Regions from separate parts of the Homo sapiens genome. Here region 1 is linked to region 2. Evidence: chromatin loops called from intact Hi-C (ENCODE). Cell type or tissue: IMR-90. All regions are shown on one strand. Links, peaks and the distances in the headings refer to the core of each region. The heading gives the core; the rest is flanking DNA.

Region 1 (2,817 bases), core at 20-2,519, 130 kb before region 2:
CTCTACATTTAGCCAGGCCCATCTGTTAAAAAGGAACTAGAAATACTCCACCCAAAAGCCTAGAGAGGTAGCAAGGAAGTTTGCCATCTACCCGCGACTCAGTAGGGAAAAAACGAGAAATTGCAAACCTAAGGCACACAAGCATGTAAGGCTCCAATTTATATTGTCCCCATGCTATCAAAATCCCAAGCTGGGACATTAACATAGAGCTGGTCTAGGACCCATAAAACCACTAGGAAACTGGCAAAACTGGTACTTCTACTACCTGGGAGTGGGAAGCGAATCAACCCCTGCTGAAAATGATCTCACAATAAAATAAGCAAATAAAACAAAACTCACCCACACACAGGCACACTAGGAAAAAATCCATCTCCACCACCATGAGAGTCAGTAAATGTAACAAGTCTGTAAAATATGGTTTAAATAATTAGGGAGATAAAAAAAGAAATAGAAACAACAATGAAAGAACAGGACAATGATGGAAAATGGCTACAGAAGTTCCTGCAGTGTGGTCCATTTAGATAATTACTTGTAATTCAGCATCTATAAAGCAGGTAGGTGGGGTGGAAAGTGCAGGGTTGTGAGGTAGTTGTGTGTATTGGTGGGGGACTGAGGGGAGAATGGAGAAGATGCATCAAGAGATAAGTCATGGAAGATCGAGAGGATTAAATTAAGTAAGGTCTTGGATGCCACCCTAAAAAAAATTTTATCCTTTAGCAAGGGGAAGACTTTGAAGACTTTTAATTAAAAAGTAATAAACAGATTTGTTTTGGAATATTCTCTTTGGCAGGAATTGGAAAATGATTGAAAGGAAACATGAATAGAGGAATAGAGACCATTCAGAAGATTTTTATAGTAGACCAGATGTCTTTAGTTCCAAGCTGCATTTATAGGCCCGAGAAATATTCAAATATATTTGTTAGAGTTCCAAACCTGGGTTTCACTGAGAACGTCAACAAAATCCCAAAGCTGAAGGACTACTCTCAACTTTACATTTAGGAAATATTGAATACACATGGAGCACTTATGCTGTCAGTTGGTGCACACGTTGGGCATACAGACATGAATAAAATATAGGCTGTGCATTTTCTCTTCTCCAAGTGCTCACAAACTAGCAGGATAATCAGACATGTAAATAAACAATCATTACACAATGTGATGTGGATAGGAGAATTATGAGCAGAGCACTGGGGAGACTGGAGGAAGTGGGATGTTGACAAAGGCGTTAAAGAGAAGAAGGCATTTGAACTGAATCATGAGGGGAGAATAACAACATTCAACATAGGAGGAATTTTGTAATTGCAAAGGCGCATAAATGTGTCATCAATATGATGTAATTCCAGGAAAATCTCATAAACCATATCCTGATGATATGCTGTCATATGAGTCATTACGTGAGATGAGAGGAGTCCAAAACTTGATCCTCAGGGAGCTTTTAACATATAACAATTCTTTATTTTGGAATATCATAATAATTTCAGAGGCATTCCATACTTGCTTTTTTTTTTTTTTTTTTGGAGACAGAGTCTTGCTCTGTCACCCAGGCTGGAGTGCAGAGACTCAATCTTGGCTCACTGCAGCCTCTGCCTCCTAGGTTCAAGAAATTCTCCTGCCTTAGCCTCCCAAATAGCTGGGATTACTGGTGTGCACCACCATGCCCAGCTAATTTTTGTATTTTTAGCAGAGACGAGGTTTCGCCATGTTGGCCAGACTGGTCTCGAATTCCTGACGTCAAGTGCTCCACCCGCCTCAGCCTCCCAAAGTACAGGGATTACAGACGTGAGCCCACCGCACCCGGCCCACACGTCCTCTTATTTTATCCCCACAATAACTCCGTGAGGTTGATCTTATTCTATCTACCTTGAGAGGAAGGAATTTCTTCATAAAATAGTAACTAAAAACAAGACTAACCCATGAGAAATAACAACCATTAAAGGCGAAGCAGTGCGGGTAACAGCAGTGGTAGGTCCAGAGTTGTTCCATCTCACAGGGAAATTCCCAGCTGTTCTGATCAGCTGCATGTAGGCCAGGATACCATGTTTTTCTTCCACGCTTTCTGCCCTGACAAGGCAACCAAGAAGCCTACCTTCTGTTCAGGGGACAAATAAGGACCCAACACTTTTAGATGGTGTGTTGTCCACGGGCATTGAGTCACTGAGGGCAAGTTGATTTCAAGCACAGTGTGGCATTGACTCCTTCCACTTCCTGGCACTCCTTCCATTTCCCGGTCCTCCTTCTACTTCCTGGTCCTCCTTCTACTTCCTGGCTTCACTCCGAAAAATCTGTTGCCTCCACACTTTTCTCTCATATCCCAATCACCCCTCTTCCATCTTCTCCTCACAGTCTCAGCCCCAGGTTCAGGTAGTCTTTACAAGCAAGTATCTGAAATGCTTAGATCAATGTGTGATTAGAGTTTACGGGTGCCCCTGGATTCACTGAAGGTAAGAAACAGAAGGAGAGGGAATTACACAGAGATCAGATTAATAGCCAAGATAATCCTGCCATATGTGTTGCAGCAACTTGAGGTCAGAGAAGAAACAGCTAATTTAAACTTAGATAATGTTTCAAGCCAAAAGGGGCTCGCATGGAAAAGATGCATTTGAAAAGAGATAATAGCTAATAAATTTGAGGACTGCTTGGGACCTTGGAGATCTTGGAATCTATCCTCTAACACCCCCACATCCTGGTGGGAAAAGCCATATATGCAAAGATCCAGCCTGGACCACATGGAGCCCTGTGAGGAGATAGACCTACCAGAGGAAGTCTTTAATGCCAAGAAATGGTTGGGAAACAGGCATCAACTCAGGAAGATGCTGA
Region 2 (2,817 bases), core at 208-2,707:
CCAACTCAAAAGGACTTTTGTGAATATTAAATGGAATTATATGTATAAACAATTAATACATAGTACCTGGTACATAGGAAGCACTCAGCAGATGGGAGTTACTATCATGTATTTGAGAATGGACAGGCCAGGTGCAGTAGTTCATACCTGTAATCCAAGCACTTCAAGAAGCCAAAAGCAGGAGGACTGCTTGAAGCCAGGTGTTCAAGACCAACCTGGGCAAAATAGCGAGACTCCATCTCTATGAAAAAAAAAGAAAGAAAAACTTAGCTGGATGTGGTGGTGCACGCCTGTGGTCCCAGTTACTTGAGGGGCTGAGGTGGGACAATTACCTGGGCCCAGGAGGTCAGGGCTGTAGTGAGCCATGATTCCACCACTGCATTCCAGCCTGCGTGACAGAGCAAGGGGCTGTATTGAAAAAATAAAAAAGAAAAAAAGAAAAGAAAATGTACACTCAGGAAAATAAAATTGAAGGACTTTTATTAAGAGCTATACCTCATTTTGTGATGGAGGGAACTAGAGTGACTTAAAAATCAACTGGCTAAAAACATTCTATTTTTTAAAATCTCAAAACTGTAAACGACAGTCTCTTAGAGGGAACACAGGCCATCTCATGTTTCCTGCATGATTCAAATTGGTGGATAATTAGTCATAAAGATTTTCTGAGTAAACAGCACCATTTGGTAATACACTGTTTTCTGCTGGTTTGGTTAGGGATGGAGAAATTGTGAATGAAAAAGGAATGTATATAGATGTGTTGTCCAGTACAGTTGCCACTGGTACCATGTGGCTATTCACAGCTTAAAATGTGACCAGTTCAAGAGGAGAGGTGCTGTAAATGCAAAATTCACAGCAGATTTCAAAGATTTGGTACCAAAAAAAGTAAAATATTCAATAAAATGTTTATATTGACAAAATGTTGAAATGATAAAATTGGTAAGTTGGAGTAAATAAAATATTTTAAAATGAATTTTACCTCCTTTTTAGTTTTTTAATGTGACTATTAAGCAATTTTAAATTACATATATGGCTTGCATTATATTTCTATTGACCAATGCAGTATAGAGAGGAAAAATAAGAACACACATACACAAAGAGCAAGAAAAAAAACGAAGTCCCGGGGATGCAGCAATTTTAAAAAAAAAAAAAGTGAGGAAGGCCACAGGCTTGATGATCCTGGCTCCATGCAAAAAAAGTCACTAAAATTGATTTTTCTATTAACAAAGAAGCTGCCGGGCGCGGTGGCTCACACCTGTAATCCCAGCACTTTGGGAGGCCAAGGCAGGCGGATCACGAGGTCAGGAGATCAAGACCATCCTGGCTAACACAGTGAAACCCTGTCTCTACTAAAAATACAAAAAATTAGCCGGGCATGGTAGGGGTGCCTGTAGTCCCAGCTACTCGGGAGGCTGAGGCAGGAGAATGGCGTGAACCCAGGAGGCGGAGCTTGCAGTGAGCTGAGATTGCACCACTGCACTCCAGCCTGGGCGACAGAGTGAGCCTCTGTCTCAAAAAAAAAACAACAAAACAAAACAAAGAAGCTAATAGAGATTGCATTCCCTACGCCTTTTACGTATTTCATTTTGTAACATTTGGTAGAAGAAAGAAAAGAGAAGTTGTGCCTTCCTCACTTCTTTCATTGAATAATCTCTTTTAATCTTATAAAACATTGTGTCCTCTTTTGGTCATAAGTGGATGGAAAGACATAAAAATAAGGAAAGTGCACCCTCTGCAGGCTACTTAGCAATACAGAAATACTAAACAGCAAAGTTCTGTAAAAAATACTGCAGAATGAATAAATGAATGGATGAGTTAACATTTCACATTACTGCATCTACTGCTGTCATCACTGATTCAATAATGGTGAAAATAAAGGCAAGGAAATGGGTCGAATAGTATCAAAATTATTAGGTTATATCAATTCTTTCTTTTTTCCTTCCCTCCTGCCTTCTCTCCCTCCTTCCTGTCTTTCCTCCTTCTTTCTTATTCTCCTTACTCCCTTCCTTTCTCCTTTTTTCCCTTCCTCCCTCCCTCTCTTCCCTTCCTCCCTCCCTCTCATCCTTCCCTCCTTCCTGCTTCCCTCCCTTCCTCCCTTTCTTCCTTCCTTCCTTCCTCTTTTTTCTTGCTTTCACTCTTGAACAGCTTAGACACATCTTGTTTGGAAATCCTATATAAAGACAGAAGGCAAAAGGCCAAACTCAGCCTAGAGATTTATGCTGTTTATTTCAGTACAGTTTCCTTGTGAGGTTAATGCTTCATTCATGTTTCTAAATCCAATCTGGCAGACAAAGTAAAGAAATAATAAGGCCACAAACATCACCAGCCACAAGCTTAATGGTGTCAAGTATGTGATTATAAGCAGCCCCTAACTTAGGAAAGGGTTACCTTCCCAAAGGCAGTTTATATTTTGGTTGTTTGGAACGAGAAATCTTTTTCTCATTTTTTCTGGGCCAGTTCACAAGGGCACAAATACGTATTAACCCATAATGTATGTGAGATAGATAATAATAACATCATTATTTTTACTTTATCAAACACTAATATATAACAGTATTTTTATGGAAAAAGACAAATGTAAGGCCCATCTTGGGCTCTCAGATTATCCTTCTTTCTGCAGGTGGTGTGAGCAGTCTTCTCCCAGTTTCTTGATTCAGAGATGAGGGTTATGTCTGGGAGATCCATGCCAGACAACCCCAGGACCAGTGTCTTTTTTTTTTTTTTTTTTTTTTTTTTTTTTTTTGAGACGGAGTCTCGCTCTGTCACCAGGCTGGAGTATAGTGGTGCGATCTCGGCTCACTGCAACCTCTCCCTCCTGGG

Evidence for each region. A loop is a pair of places that touch in the nucleus more often than their neighbours do. Peaks named below come from ENCODE experiments on the same cell type or tissue, not always from the same donor. Only the 100,000 strongest peaks of a DNase experiment are listed, where the experiment ranks them.
Region 1: it touches region 2 in a loop (3-fold over the local background); 1 of 110 quality-filtered maps calls a loop at or near these places.

Annotation. Positions count from the first base shown.
Region 1 is chr21:29,216,449-29,219,265 of GRCh38, reverse strand. All of the region lies in intron 1 of LINC00189 (long intergenic non-protein coding RNA 189), which reads right to left. Among named protein-coding and RNA genes, the nearest start is that of LINC00189, 24 kb to the right of the region's middle. In IMR-90, for the core only: no CTCF peak of the experiment used is centred there; a DNase peak (open chromatin) is centred at 1,295; H3K27ac peaks cover 1,506 bases.
Region 2 is chr21:29,089,092-29,091,908 of GRCh38, reverse strand. It overlaps a transcript of MAP3K7CL not described here. Among named protein-coding and RNA genes, the nearest start is that of CCT8, 17 kb to the right of the region's middle. In IMR-90, for the core only: a CTCF peak has its summit at 1,724 (motif pointing left); DNase peaks (open chromatin) are centred at 688 and 1,718; H3K27ac peaks cover 907 bases.